Linked DNA regions of Mus musculus: region 2 is linked to region 1. The links are chromatin loops, found by intact Hi-C in ENCODE. Cell type or tissue: gastrocnemius. All regions are shown on one strand. Each heading gives the region's core, and the rest is flanking DNA. Links, peaks and the distances in the headings are about the cores only.

The links. Peaks named below come from ENCODE experiments on the same cell type or tissue, not always from the same donor. Only the 100,000 strongest peaks of a DNase experiment are listed, where the experiment ranks them.
Region 2: a loop joins it to region 1, with 4 times the contacts of the local background. A loop is called at or near these places in 19 of 42 quality-filtered maps.

What each region holds. Positions count from the first base shown.
Region 1 is chr16:78,622,588-78,630,929 of GRCm38, forward strand. It overlaps Gm24861 (a small nuclear RNA gene), which reads left to right and starts at 2,160; the gene lies at 2,160-2,266. In gastrocnemius, for the core only: a CTCF peak has its summit at 4,426 (motif pointing left); no DNase peak of the experiment used is centred there.
Region 2 is chr16:78,201,460-78,209,801 of GRCm38, forward strand. No RefSeq gene overlaps it. Among named protein-coding and RNA genes, the nearest start is that of Gm31613, 17 kb to the right of the region's middle. In gastrocnemius, for the core only: no CTCF peak of the experiment used is centred there; no DNase peak of the experiment used is centred there.

The DNA.
Region 1 (8,342 bases), core at 220-8,219:
AGGGGCCATTGCTGGGACAGTGCAAGGTGTCTGTCATTGTACAGCATCCAAGTGAGAGAGTAACACCATTTTCTTGGACTAATGTATCTAATGAATTCTTGGGCTTGGTTTTCTTGATACAACTTAAATCTGCCCCTTTGCCCCTACATACTCAATTCACCCTGATAAACTTATAAGGTCCTACCCTGTCTACAACCAGGAATAATATGTCATTTATCAGTCTCTGCTGCATGGTGTTCACCCAAGTTCCCAGTCGTCCTCCTTGGTGAAAACAGAGTCAACAGTTGCTTGCACAATGGATTTGGAGCAAGGCACAGTCTGAAAGTCACTGTTTCACACAGTACAGACTAGCTTAGAGAAGGACATATGCTGACCTATGAGCCTGACCTCAGCAGCAGACGGTGATGGTGTTCTAGTTGATGTTAACACAATCCGGCAAGCCTGATAAGAACAGGTCTCATCCAATCAGATGAACTCCCACGTCAAACAAAGAGGCCGGGTAACCAGGGCTTCTGTTTGATTGCTTTGAGATGGAGCTTAATCTTTTCCCACCTTCAAATTCTGTCATTGTCAATTCTGTACTGTCAAATAGAAGCCAGGATCCAAGACAGGGTAATTCATAGTTACTAGGGATTTAGTTCTCATAGGTCAGAAGTTTGCGAGATTCAAAATTAAGATGCTGGCATTTTGCAAAGGCTCTCTTACTATGTCCTCACACATAGCAAATGCCAACAGGGAAGGAAGACAAAAGAGGGGTAGATGATGGAGAGAGACTTTCTTCTAAGATAACCCAGTCACATGACAACAGCATCAATTCATCTTTTTAACAGTCTCACTCATTAATTAATATTGTTGCAGTGGCAAATGAAATTCAAATCAAGTTTTGAAGGAAGGAAATATTCAAACAATATCACATGAGAGTAAACACAAGTCCTCTCTGGGTTCTGAGCCTGCTGACCTATTTAACTGTTACACATTTGACCCTTTTGGTTCTTAGATCTCTGGACTTAGATACGAATATTTTTGGATGCCCTGAAATCTTGGAATATAATCTCCAGATGTTCATGAATTAAATGAGAGAGAGAGAGAGAGAGAGAGAGAGAGATCTCCATATGGCTGCTTGTGTTTTTCTTGTGAACTCAGGCTAAGACAATGGGTTATGTCCTTGACTCTCATTTCATATTAGCCATACCACATAGTGTTTCCATGATTTTGTTAGAGACTTTAAATAGACTTTTAGGAACAGTGAGTCCTTGATTAAAGCTATTCATGAAACATAAATAGCAAAAGTCAAAGTTGATTACATATTTGCTAAATCCGTGATTGGATGTACTATTGCACGTGTTAGTTTTGACACAGGTGGAAGAATAGATAGTAAACATCGAAGTATTGATCTTGATTAGGTGGTGTCAAACAAAGAATTACCATATTTAAATGAATTGTAACTATAGCACATAATGTGGCGTGACTTTCATCCCCAAAGACATTCTTTAAGTGACAGATAATGGCTGATTTACCATCTTCAAGAGAATTTGTGGTATTATAAGTCACTGAAGCGAGGCTCTATTTATCATTGCTAAAAGTGAGACTGACAGGTTAAGGCATGCCATCTTTTCTGTAGAGATCAGTATTGTACTCGGGTCAAAACATACATTTAAAGTGGCTTTGAAAAGTGTGGTACAAACCTCATCATATTTCACCAGTGGCCCTTGACGTGACTGGGAAGAAGATCTACCAAGATATAGGTTTTGATGTATTTCTTACTAAGCACCAGGAGGCTATGACTGATTCATGCTAAATTGTCCCTTCAATGTCAGTCTGACTGGGTCCGCGCCACACTGAATCAATAAGATAATGGTAGGAAGTATGCCAAGGCACGAACCAGAGACGAGAGAGCTGTGTTGTCAGGAGTATACATCATTTCCTTCATATCTGGGCAAGATGGTCGTCTCACATAAAAGATGACTGCAAATTCTTACATTTATTGAGACCAGTTTGTAAAAAGCAGGAGTTATCTCTGCTCAAGATACTTCAGCTGAGAAATCAGAGATCACAGACACATTAAATTATCTGAAGTGAAGGAAAACATACCTTTGATGGAGCTGGCATTCTGGATTTGTCATTAATACATCCTACAAATGTTTTAGAAAGTAACTTTCGTGCTCGCTTCGGCAGCACATATACTAAAATTGGAACGATACAGAGAAGATTAGCATGGCCCCTGCGCAAGGATGACATGCGAATTCATGAAGCGTTCCATATTTTTGTACCCCGGAGCTCTTGACTCTAGCTGCATATGTATCAAAAGATGGCCTAGTCGGCCATCACTGGAAAGAGAGGCCCTTTGGACTTGCAAACTTTATATGCCCCAGTACAGGGGAACGCCAGGGCCAAAAAGTGGGAGTGGGTGGGTAGGGGAGTGGGGGAGAGGGTATGGGGGACTTTTGAGATAGCATTAGAAATGTAAATGCGGAAAATACCTAATTAAAAAAATAATAAATAAAAAAAGAAAGTAATTTTCTCTTGATACTTTTCTGGACTGTACTATTCATACTTAAAAGTAAGACATGTGATAATATTGCCCACTTGGTATTGAGCGTGATATTCAGCTCATGAGCTTCAGACCCAAGGCAAAAATTGTTCCTTCAGGCCAGCAAACACAACATCTCTATTACTTCTTGGAGGGGTGTCTCTCACTTTTGCCCACTCCTTAGCTTTTCTTCCAATTCATATGTGAGGGCAGTAAGTGTTTTCTTACCTAAATATAGTGCAGACACAAAGCAAGAGTTCTCATGGGATGCAGAGGTCCTGGAACACCAGCAAGTGGCAGGTGGCACTTTGGAGAACAATGGTGATAACTGCTTCAGCAAGACAGTGTCTAAGAGTGGACATTAATTAGAACACTGTGCATGCCCAAGATCAGACAGAGGAACTGCTCTGCTAGGAGCAGATGATCTCGCTAACATACCATAAAACAGTAAGTGTGTTTTTTAACTGAAAGAATAGAGAAAATGGATAGAAGTGAAGGCAGATAAAACATCCTACACCAAATCCTAATTAAGTGTGGTTTTTATCTTCTGTGTCTGAGTATTTTCATCACAGAAGTATTGAGGAAAATATTGAGTTAATATTAGAATGGCTCACTGTGCCACGTATTGCCTATACTTAGCCTAAAATTATTAACAAACTGTGTGGAGGAATGCGTGAAAATTTTATTTTGTAGGGCAGATACCTTCTGGCTAAATTAATCCATGTATTATCATGAGAGTTTTGAGTTAAAGGATGCCTTACGTGCTATTGTGTGTGGCTAGACAGGGGAGATGCTACATGAAGACTGTATTCTACATCTGAAACCAGATGGTAAACTGTCAACTAACCAGGACCTTTCTTTTGCCAGGCTTGATTGGGTTTAAGGTAAAAGACATATCCATTTTCTCTAGAGACCACAAAAATTTTTCATAAATGGTGCATGACTGAACCTGGTGAGGTGGCTAAGGAGGGACTGACTGATACCTGCCACCAAGTCTGATGACATAAGTTTGATCCCCACAACCCACATGGTAGAGGTAGATAACAGAATCCTGTAAATTGTCCTTTGACCTCTGGACTTGACTCCCCAGGGGGCACAAATGTTCACAGACACACACACACACACACACACACACACACACACAAGAGAATATGTGTGTGTGTTTGTGTGTGTGTGTGTGTGTGAGAGAGAGAGAGAGAGAGACAGAGACAGACAGAGACAGAGAGACAGAGAGAGACACAAACAGAGAGAGAGAGAGAGATAGAAAGACTTTGAAGATTCTGCTGCTGCTTCTCTGAAGAAGCCAGAAAGACACAGAGATGCATCGGGCACAGTGAGGTGGGCAGGCTTTTGTCATGCCAATAAAGGAACAATTGTCAGGTCAAGCATTTGGCTGTGCGAAGTGCTTAGATCATGTGCATCAAATGGAGAAATTATAAGTTAACTGGATATTCAGCTAAAATAAAGCTTGTCATTGAAGCTTTGAAGTAAAATGCTCTATAATAATTTTCATTGAAATTCTATAAAAAGAAATAGGATAGTCATGAATATTCTAGTCTTAAGAAGCAAATATTCCAAGTCTTAAGCTTTAAACATTTATTTATTTATTTATATATTTGCTTATTTGTGAGTGGGTTGCACACTGACACAGAGGGCAACATATAGAAGTCTTTCTACCGTGTGTGTTCTGGGTATTGAACTCAGGCTATGAGGCTTAGTGGAAGCATCTTTAACTGCTGAGACATGTCTCTGCTGCATTCCCCCTCCCCACCCCCAGCTATTTCCCCACACTGTGGCTATCTGGGGCTCTAATATGCTTTTGTGTGTATCAGCAAGTAGCAATCCAGGTTTCCTCATAACTTCTCTCTCTAGTAAGTGCAATGTTCTTCTGAAAAATTTTGCTGCCTTCTAGTGGACACAACTCAAGAACTAAAAATTAAAATCTATCTCACGTTTTAAGAAGTCTAGCACTTGGACATGTTCCCATAATTTCTTTCTACTTTTGGAAATCTGGATGCATTTTCCACATGAGCGAAATTATAGGGAGTAGAATTTCAGATTTCTATAAAATACAGTATTGACTGCATGAAGAGTCTTTAAGTAGACACTGTATGTCACAATGAAAACACCTGGAGAATCAATGTGCCCAGTTGATAATATTCACTGCACACAAATGTGAAAGAGTCAATTACTCACTTACTTTGGCCTTTGTTGAAGAATTCATTTGAGGGATGACTAATTTATTAATTCCAATTAGCAGACTGAAACTCCTTCATTAAATGGGAGGAAATGTCTTCAGTTTTCTCCCATCTCCTTTCCACCACAGAAAACATTAATGAGTGGCACCATTTCTTTTGAACTCTGTCCCTTTATTTGACTCTTAGAAAAAAGCTCTGATGGCTTCGTCTTTATTTGTCACCTCCAGATGCCACCACTGGAGTCTTGATTTAGTCAGTGACCTGTCCAGCTCCTTTCCTGTCCTCACGCCAATAACTCCTAATGACTTAAGTGTCATTTAGTTGTAGGTTGGTATAAAATATAAATGGATAGAGATGTAGCTTCGTGGTGGTAGAGTCCTGTTTTAATTACTTTTCTGATGCTGTGTCAAAAAGCCGTGACCAAGGCAAGAAGCAAGAGTTTATTTGAGTTTGTGCTTCTAGAATGCATGGTGGTAGGTGAGGGACAGCAGCAGGCTGCCTATGCAGAACTCTGAGAGACCAAGTTTTCAAATGCGAACAAGAAGTACAAGGATAAAACTGTGTGTGGAGCTAGGCTCCGACCTCTCAAAGTTCGGCTCACCTTCCTCCGTCAAGTCCCCACCTCCTAAAAGTTCTCACTACCAACTAGGGACTGATGTTTGAAATGCCTGAAACTCAGGGAGGTGATAATTTTTCATCCAAACCACCACACATATTTACTTAACACGACCTGTTTCTCCCCCATCCCTCAGGAAGCAGAAACCTGAGTGTTTAAGACAGGGGATAAAAGCGAGAAATTGACTGAACAGATGAGCCCAGAAGAGAGGTGTCAAATAGGACTTGTGAGAACACCAACCAGTTTGCTCTAGCAGTTTTGGGGACCTGGGCTAGCAGGTACATTCATAGAAGCCCCAAAGGTTGGGGCATCAGGAATACCTGGAGCCATGGCAACGTTCATCCTAGCCTTGTACTACAGAGATGTCAGCCATCCCACAAAAGCCAGATGGGGTAAAGAATTAGAGAGAAAACGCTCCATTTCTGAAGCAGTTCTTAGGGTAAAACACCTATCACACCACGTTTACACAATTCTGCCACTAAGCACGTGGCAAGAAGTGAGGGGGAGAGGGACACTCTTGCTGCCAGCTTTCACGCTTTTTGTTATCCTATTCTGACCATGGCTCTTTGGGCCTCATAGCCCTATATCTCTGGTGCTTTCTGTTGCTCCTGGTCCAGGTTTCAGCCAGCCCACTTCTGCAGTACAAGCATCTTGGCTTTCAGTATCTCGTTTGAGAAGAGTTTCTGTGACTTACAAGTAAAAATAAGTTCCCACGCAGTGTAATAAATATCAATCCGACCTGTCATTTATTTGAAATATAAATTTTCATTTTGTGTTGAACAGCCATGTTATTTCTTTCACTTTCTGATTTTCCATTCGCGTAGATGATGAACAGTAGCTGTTGACATACTTTTGGAGTTATTCTTTCATAAAGAGAGTCTTTTCATAAAGACTCCCTGCTTCATTAGTTTCTATGTTTATCAGAACAGAGATAGCCTAGGTATTTTGTAAGGAGGGAGACGGGGACGGGTTTGCTTTATTATGAAGCATGGAGGTGCGCTAGCAGTCAGTTTATTACTAGGGTTTATAGCCAGGCCACGTTAAGTTTGAGTCCGTGAATTATAAAGTCATGAACATCTATCTTTTTTTCAAAAAAGATTTATTATTTATTATATGTAAGTATACTGTGGCTGTTCTCAGACACACCAGAAGAGTGTTCTTTTTTTTTTCCACCAATAGATTGGCATTTTAATATAACATTGCTTATGGAGCTGTCATAGTAAAAGAACAAGCACGTGTGATATAGTCTAATTCTCTGGGTGCACAGATGACAGAGCACAGCATATTTGTATGCTCACTGGTTTGTGATGTAGAAGAGAAGCATTGAATTAAGCCAAGTCTGAAATTCACTAACAGGCAGTAAGGACCCCCACCCTTTGCTCCATAAAGAAGCATACACATACACTCTCTCTCTTTTAATACCAGTTGCTGGAGGAACATACTTGGAAAGATATTTCATAGTAAAGGGTGGTCATTGCCTCATTTACAAAATATGTAGGGACCCGAGACACAGCAAAAATTCTCTCAGAAAGCGATGAATTGAAAGAGATTTTAAAAAATACATTGCATAAACTAAGTACTGTGTCATTTTCTTGTCTGTGTGACAGAAAGCCTGGCTTAGACACCTTTAAGGAGGAGCAGTGAATGGCTTCTGGTTTCAGCAATCTTACCCCACTGTGGTCTGGAACGGAAGCTCACACTACAGCTTCCAGGAATCAGGGGGGAGCTGCCCTTGATGGCAGTTCTCCTAGGCTTCTCCCACTTATCCATTTATTCTGTCTGGGGTCAGAACTTCTAATTGGCCCTGCCACACCTCCATTGTCTCTGGAATCACCATCCCAGATACCCAGCAATGCCGTTTCCTAGTTTCCTTAGAACTGGAAACAAGTGCCAGGTACCAGCTTGTTGGGGAGTAGCCTGGAAACTTGTGATAGATCTGGTCTCTCAGAGTCACTCTTATGTGCAATTAATTCTATCACGTGGCAGTATGAGTGAGAAATGTCCCCTGTAGTCACAGGCATCTAAATCCCCAAGCCCGTCACCTCAGATGCTGGGCACAGAACTGTAGGATTTGGTGGTTGCGCTCTGCTGGAGATCAGTTTGGCGTAGTTTACTTTTCTTAAAAAATTTTTTTTTATTAGTTATTTTCTTTATTTACATTTCAAGTGTTATTCCCTTTCCTGGTCTCCTCTCTGAAAACCCCTATCTTATCTTCACTCCCCCTGCTTCTATGAGAGTGCTCTGCCACCCACCCACCCACCCACTCTTGCCTCCCTGCCCTGGCATTCCTCTACACTGGGGCACAGAGCCTTCACAGAACCAAGGGCCTCTCCTCCCATTGATGCCCGACAAGGCCATCCTCTGCTACAGCTGGAGCCATGGGGCCCTCCATGTGTACTCTTTTGTTGGTGGTTTAGTCCCTGGGAGCTCTGGGGGAGGTCTGGTTGGTTGATATTGTTGCTCCTCCTATGGGGCTGCAAACCCCTTTTGCTCCTTCAATCCTTTCTCCAACTCCTCCATTGGGGACCCTGTCCTCAGTCCAATAATTGGCTACAAGCATCCACCTCTGCATTTATCAGGCTGTGGCCTGTCTCTCAGGAAACAGCTATATCAGGCTCCTGTCAGCATGCACTTGTTGGTATTCACAATCATGACTGGGTTTGGTAACTGTATATAGGATGGATTCCCAGGTGGGGCAGTCTCTGGATGGCCTTTCCTTCAGTCTCTGCTCCTCACATTGTCTCGGTATCTCCTCCTGTAGGTATTTTGTTCCCCCTTCTAAAAGGACTGAAGTATCCACACTTTGGTCTTCCTTCTTCTTCCTTCTTCATTGCTTAGTCCACTAATTCCTTCCTATGCCCCAGTCTTCCCCTTTGGAGTGGGACTCTTTACTTTGTGACTTCGTATATAGGGTGTAACTTGTTCTTGATTTTATTGGATTGAGGTGGGAAGACTTTCCCTAAATGTGGATGGTACCAGTCAATGGGCTGAGGCCCCA
Region 2 (8,342 bases), core at 277-8,276, 420 kb before region 1:
CTCCCATACAAATCCCGAAGTTGGAACAATGAACTGTTGCATCCTTTTTATTCCTATCCCCAAAGGCTACCCCCCCCCTTTTTCTACGTATGTTTTTTTTTTTTTTTTTTTTTTTTTTTACCATTTGTCTTTCTCTCTTTGTGCCACTATTAGTCGTTCACTGAACCTTCTATTTTTAATCTTGGGCTACATGTGTGCATGTGGTCACACATATGAACATGTGCTCACTTATGTCCATGTGTGTAGAGAACCCGTGTTGGCATGTGTGTAGAAGCTAGAGTTTAACATTAGGCATCCTTGCTCTCTGTTCATGTTATATACTGAGACGGGATCTCTCCCTTGAACCTGAAGCCTGCCCTTCGAGCTAATGTAACTAGCCAGTATGTTCTCTGCCTCTGTCTCCCACATGCTGGAACTGTACGCAGGATGCCACGCCTGCCTGGCATTTACTTGGTTGCTTGGAATCTGAACTCCAATCCTCATAGGTGTGTGGCAAGCACTTTACCCACCGAGTCATTGCCCAGCTCCCTCTCAAATTCCAAAAAGAAAGCTTCAGATGCCATGTTCCCTCGCACAGTGTGTAGCGTGTAGCTCCCCAAAACAAAACAACTTCAGATTTTGCTAGAGTCCCAAACAGTCTTTCTTTCCTTTTGCCTCCAAGAGTGGAGCAAGAAACTGATTTGGGTTTTTTTTAGGTCTTTTCAGAGTAATCCTACCAAGAGCACATCTCTCATTCTCTGGAGTCTGCTATCGTTTGAAGCCAGAGCATCTCCTAGAGCCCCAAGGCCTAAAGGCAGAGTCATCCGCACTCAATCCTCGTAGGAGGTGATGGCACCTAGAGGAATATGACAATGAGCCCCATAGGGTCATATACAATGCCTGCCCGCCAGGGTGTAGATTCGGTCTCCTGGGAATGGAACCGTTTAAAGAGATAACAAAGATTAAAAGGTATGGCCCTGTTGGAAGAAGTGTCTCACTGGGGTTGGTGAGCTTTGAGGTTTCAAATGCCTATGCTAGTCCTAGTGTCTAGCCACCTATGGCTCAGGGTGTAGCTCTTAGCTACTTCTCCAGCACCATGCATGCCTGCTAACATGCTTCCTGCCATGATGCTAATGGATGAAGCCTCTGGAACTGCAAACAAGCCCCCCTCTTAATGCTTTCTTTTATAAGAGCTACCTTGGTCATGGTCTCTTCACAACAGATCAGTGACTAACAAAGGAGGCAGAGCCTAGTGGAGAGACGTTTTGCAACTGGAGGCATGCCTTTGAAAGATCAGACCCTCGGTCTAAATCCCTCTTTCTGACTCCTAGCCCTCATGAGGTGAGCAGGTTTCTCTGGTACAAGTTCCAAATGTTCAAAGCAACAGAGCTAAGCAAGCACTCACCTGTCGCTTACTATACAAATAGGCTGCATGTGTTTATGTTGGCCTCTGCACCCAACAAACAAATCACATATTTAAAGTGGATTTAAGTTGTCAATGAGGTTAATATTACTAAAGACCTGGAAACCACAGCTCAGGACACTACAACAACACAGGACACTACAGAGCACCTCTTGGTTTCCCTCCTAAGGACAGGGAAACCCTCTGAAGGGGAGCTACAGCCAGCTGCCACTGCCCAGCTCTGCCCAAGAGAGAGTATCAACTACAGGTTCTGAGCTGCAGAAGGTCAAGTTTTAAAATACAGTTTCTATTGAAAGAAGAGCAAAGTCGAGATCTCCTGCTAGCCTGAGAGCATGGGGGGTAGGGGGGCACACTTCTTTACCTGTAGGCTTGGCAGAGAAGTCTAACACCAAAACTCTCTGACCGTAAGCATATGTGAAAGGTCCACAGCAAATCGTTGTCCAACCCCTGTGTGACTCGGTTCTGATAGGAACGACAGCAACAGCAGAGTAAACATTGTGTCTCAATCGAACCAAGAATTCTGTCAAATGAGTTGGGTCTGCGGGAAAACAGAAAGTGTTTGCTTAGTGTCTTGAATTCTCTTAGTTTTATAATAAGAAATAATGAACAACTATCAAATGCTGAAACTCAAAGCAGTTGAGTGAAAGCTGTGTTGTTCTTGAAATGTTGGGAAAGAACTGGAAATGTTGCCTGTGATGGAGCCTCTTGGTACAGTTAACAATTTTCATTTCATTGAAAAGCTGAAACAAGTAATGTGGATTTAGCCCTGCAGTGGTGGCACATGCCTTTAATCCCAACACTTGGAACGCAGAGGCAGGCAGATTTCTGAGTTCGAGGCCAGCCTGATCTACAGAGTGAGTTCCAGGATAGCCAGGGCTACACAGAGAAACCCTGTCTCGAAACAAACAAACAAACAAACAAAAAGTAATTTGGTTTTACTTGTAACTTTTCATCACAAACTAATATTTTAACCCTGTACATGACTACTTTCATAAAAACTAGATTAGAGAACTGGAGAGACAGCTCAGCAGTTAAGAGATCAGAGGACCTGGGTTCAAGTCTCAGTGCCCACATGGCAGCTCACAACTGTCTGCAACTCCTGTTCCCGGGGATCTGAGACACACAGAGAGACATACCTGCAATCACATCACCAATGTGTATAAAATAAAATATATAAATAAGTTATTAAAAAAATGAAGATGGGTTTTTACAAAAAACAACTAGATTGGAGCAGGGCCCACTGGGGTGTGTTGCAGTCTAAACTACTCAGGAGGTCAACGTGGGAAGTAGTCGGAGACCAGCTTGGGAAACATAGCAACAATCTCATCGATAAAGAAAGAAAAACAGAAGGGAAGAGAGAAAATGAGTTCTTGAGACATCATAGTTATAATACAATCATCTTATCACATTGTATTTTAAGGAAATTCAATCTGTCTCTAATGAATCTGAGGACTTAATGAAAACACAATCACTCCAATTGTTTGAGGAGAAAGGCTTTCAGGGGCATAAATCCGGCCCCCGGATCTTAAGGAACGCGCTTGCAGGAGCTCCATCAGGCAACCCTGAGAGGTAGGTCTGATTGGCTCAACACTCCAGTGTGCACTGGGTCCAGTTGGTCCCCTGCTCTTCTCAGCAAACACTGGAGGGAGACGATGACATCATTGCTAGCACCGTGTTTTCAGTAATCTCTCCCTTATGCTCTGGGCTGTGTTCACAACAAAGAAAGCTTGACGTTGTTCCAGCTTCAAGGCTGCTGATTCTCAGGACCTAAAACAGTTGAGTAAAGTGAAAAGGAGGGGGATGGTGAGATGGCTTAGCGATTAAGAGCACTGACTGCTCTTCCGAAGGTCTTGAGTCAAATCCCAACAACCACATGGTAACTCACAACCACCTGTAATGAGACCTGATGCCCTCTTCTGGTGCATCTGAAGACAGCTACAGTGTACTTGTGTATTATAATAATAATAAATAAATCTTTTTTTTTAAATGATATATACTGATACACATGACATATGATATAAATATATGATATATGTATATATGTGTACATATATATACATATACAGTATATATATATATTTGGATATATAATATTTATATGTGTGCATACATGAACACTATAAATAACTACTTCTACAGGGTCAAATTAGGAAATGTGGAAGGAAAAGTAGGGGCTTTTCTCCCAACTAGAATACTTCTTCTTTTTTTTTTTTTTTTCTTTCTAATTTTGTAGTGCAATGAACCTATAGATGGAATTAAAATTTAAAGGTGATGTCATAAACTTTTCTTTCACATTCTTCTTCAGGTCTACCTGGGTAGCAAAGTCTCCTGAGGGGATCAGCATATGATATAATTTCAGCAAGGGGTTTTTATTTTTAGCTTAGGTGTGTGTGGGGGGGGGTACTTTTAAAACACCATATGCCCACATTCTCTCAATTTGTAAACTAAAAACTTTTCCTGTAACAGAAAATGTTGATAGAAATATTAAATCCAACCCTCACTGGCCTGGCTCGTCGTGCACAGGACACTTTATGTTGCTCTTGTTAATGAGACAGGAAAAGGCAGGCAGAGTCTGTGATTGCAAATTCTTTACTCTTGCTAAGACTAAGGAGATGAGAGCAAAAAAAACCAATGCCTGAGAAGTGTGTATTCTGAAGTGAGTTATTATGCACCGGGATTTTCAAAGCCATGAACACAGTAGGCCTTGAGTTTCCTTAGTTTTTTTTAAAAATATATAATACACATTATTGGGCAAACTGACAAAGGAAATATAAAAATGAAAGGGGAAGGATCCATACTCAACCTCCTCGTTCATTGCTATGTTCTGTCGCTTCTGCCCAGAGGATAGCAGACTTTTCTGAAGGTTCTGTTTGATTTTCAGAAATTTTAAATAGCATGTTCTAATTGGATAGAAAGATATATTCATAGCAGCTTTTTTTTCATAATAACCAGAAACTGGAAACAACCCAGATCTCCCTCAATGGAAGAATGGATAAAGAGAATGTGGTACATCTATACAATGGAATACTGCTCAGCTATTAAAGACAAGGACATCATGAAATTGGCAGGCAAATGGATGGAACTAGAAAATATCATCTTGAGCGAGGTAACCCAGTCCCGAAAGGACATGCATGGTATGTAGTAAGTGGATATTAGCCAGAAAGTACAAGGTAACCACACTAAGATACAGAATCCAAAAATGCTAAATAACAAGGAGGGCCCAATGGAGTCTGCTTGAATCTCACTTGGAAAGGGAAATAAAACCGTTATCGGTGGTTGATGGAGGAAAAGAACCGTGTGGGAGAGGGGATGGAGAAGGGAATTGGGATAAGGTATAGGGAGAGCCAGGGAGAGAGGGCCAAGAGTCAATGGAAATTGGCATATTGGGGGGGGGTGGATCTCTAAGACATGCAGAGATCTGGATGGGTGGGCCGCTATGGGGAATCTATGAGGACAACTCTAGCTGAGACTCCTAGCATTAGGTGACTTGAGCCTGAAGTGGCCACCACTTGTATCCAGGCAAGACTTCTAGTAGCGAGATAAAGACACCAACCAACCCACCCACAAAACCTTTGATCCAAAATGTGTCCTACCTACAGGGACAAAGATGGAGCAGAGACTAAGAAAATCACCATCCAATGACCGGCCCGACTTGAGACCCAGCCCATGGGCAAGATCCAATCCCTGACACTATTATGCTTGCAAACAGGAGCCTATCATAACTCTTCTCTGAGAGGATCTATCCAGCAGCTGACTGAAACAGAAGCAGAGATCCACACCCAAACATTGGAGATTGCTGAGGGAATCTTATAGAAGACCTGGGGGAAGGATTGAGGGACCTGGTTGTGATAAAGACTCCACAGGAAGATTAACAGGGACAGGTGACCTGGACACTTTGGGGGCTCCCAGAGATTAAGTCACCAACCAAAAAGCATACATGGGCCGAACATAAGTCACCTGCACATATGTAGCTTGGTCTTCATGTGGATTCCCAATAACTGAGTGGGGGCTGTCCCTGAATCTGTTTCCTGTCTGTAGATCCTGTTCCCCTAAATGGGCTGCTGCCTTGTCTGGCCTCAGTGGGAGAGGTCCGACAGTGACTTGATATGCCAGAGTTGGGGAATACCCAGAGAGGCCTCCACCCTCTCAGAGGAAAAGGGAATGGGAGGATGGGGGCTTGCGAGCAGGGTACTCAGAGGAGAGGGATGTAAAATTAGTTACTTACTTACTTAGTTAGTTAGTTAGTTAGTTAGTTAGTGGAGAAACACACTAAGAAAAAATGGTATGAAGTAGATGTCACTATAATTGACAGATTCACATCATGGATTTATCTGTCTCAGAGCGTGGGGGTGTGGGTTAGGGTTGTTGGTTGTTTTGTTTTGTTTTTCAACTCCCATCAACAGATGCTATCAGATATTCTATCCAGGGAGCTGAATGAGATGAGAACAAAAATGTGTCCTGATAAATCCCTTTCTGTGTAACTCAACATATGTGCTCTTAAAAATGGATTCCCCTCTCATTTTTAATTACTTTGAGAGTTGAAGGGTGTAATTTCATCATATTCATCCCTCCCGTAATTCCTCTCAAATACATTTCCACCCTTCCCACCTAACATTGTGTTTGCTCTCCCTCTCCCCCTCTCCCTCCCTCTCCCCCTCTCCCTCCCTCTCCACCTCTCCCTCCCTCTCCTGCTCTCCCTCCCTCTCCCTCTCCCCCTCTCCCTCCCTCTCCCCCTCTCCCTCCCTCTCCCCTCTCCCTCTCCCTCCCTCTCCCGCTCTCCCTCCCTCTCCCTCTCTCCCTCTCCCTCTCTCTCTCTCTCTCTCTCTCTCTCTCTCTCTCTCTCTCTCTCTCTCTCTCTTTCTGTTTTAAACCCATAGAGTACAGCTGTACTGTCCAAATCCTGTAGGATATATAACTCTCCATTGAAACATAGGTAATCTACCAATGGCTTCACCCTTAAAGAAAACCAACTCTCTCCTATCAGTTATCAATCGCCAACAGCTCTTTAGCTAGGGTGGACTTCATGTCTGCATCTCCTCTCCGTGCTGGTTTGAGCTTGTACCAGTCTTTTGCATGCTGTCACAACCACTGTGTGATCAGATGTAAATGCTTTGCTGTGTTTGGAAAAAAACAACAACAACAACAACACGTTTTCCTTATAGTTTACTGCTGCTGGCTCTCACGTGTCTTCTCTACCATAATTCTGAACCTTGATAGGAGGGATATGAGAAACCACTGAGGACCAAACATTCCCCGGTCTTTTATTTTCTGAACATTTACCACTTGTAGGTCTTTGATTAATTGCCCGTCTACTGCAAGAAGAGGTTTCTCTAAGAAAGACTAAGAAACACACTCATCTATGGATATGATGATGAGTCACTGTGATTGTTTTAATACCATATGTGATGGCTACTCCTGGATGTCAACATAAATACATCTGGAATGAACTACAATCCAGAATTGGAGGGTTCACCTGTGATCCGGATCATGAACCTGAAAGACAAAGGCTTCTGACCCAGGCCATGACATGGAGATCTTGAGGCATCGTAGCCATGAAAAGCTGAGGCCCAGGCAAGGTAGTATACACCTTTAATTCCAGGAGATTGAGGCAAGCAGATATCTTATCTTAAGGTCAGCCTGGGACAAAGCACGTTCCAGATCCAGGCACGGTGGTACACACCTTTAATCTGAGCCACACCTTCTGCTGCAGGCCTACATAAGGACATTGGTGGAAGGCTCACTCACTCTTCTTTGCCTGCTTGCACTTACTTGCCCAGCACATCTGTCAGAACCTACGTCTTCAGGATTCCAGCTTATACAGAATAGCAGCTGAAACAACTACCTTGCAGGACAATAGCAACTACTAGATTTTTGGACTTTCCATTCACAGCTGGCCATTGTTGAGTTAGTTGGACTATAGACTTAACAGTTAAGTCATTACAATAAATTCCCATAACATATCGAACATTCTGTAAGTTGTGTGTCTCTGGAGAACCCTGACTAATACATTATACCTTTTTTCACAGTAATAGTTTAGGTTTTCTACTCGAGCCTATGACCTGTCAACCCATGGGTTCTTAGCTTTGATAATCATGTCAGGTATGGATTTCAACTTGTGAACCAGTCATATATCCAATTAGAAAGTAATTGGTTACTCTCATATTTATACCACTATTATACTGGTGAGCATTCCCTGCCAGGCTTCTTGTTATCAGAGTCACATCTGGGTAAAATCAATGACTACTTTTTTTTCCTTTGGTAGCATGTGCAAGCAATTTCTAGCACCAGGAAGGTTTGGCAGTAGGTACCGAACTTATAGGTCGGTACCAGCGTGATCTCTCCATGTTCTGGGACTCAAGTGTGTGGTGTCTTCAGTAATAGTATCTTGCCATCAAGTTCTGCAGTATCTTATAATGTGTGGGGAGTATATGGGACCTCACTGATCAAGAGGTACCCCATTTCTGGTACTGAACACTTATTTGTTACCTATAGGTTCAGTTAGGGGCATTATTTCCGATTATTATAGGATAGCTCCATTTAAAATTGTTTATATATGCACATGTATACACTTCAGGAAGCTTTTATAGTTGCAGATTCCCATCTGGCTTTTCAAAATGCCTTTACAGTAAGTGAGCCCTCGCCATATTCCCTCATCTACCCTGCCCTCCCGGCTCCTGCCTCATTTAACCATTCCTACTCCATTATCTTCCTTTAACCCTTTAAACCATTGCTCTCTTGTTGTCTCCACTCTCTTTGAGATGGCCCAGCATAGCCCCTTACTATTTTCATGACCTCTAATGGGCACTGCAAATATAACACACACCCCAATCATAAACAACACATGACCCTTGCTTTTCTGGTTCTAGCTACCTGTACTGTGGGGGATTCTGTTTCCAGATCCTGTGACTTTCATGATTTCCTTTTTTTCTTAACAGCTGAA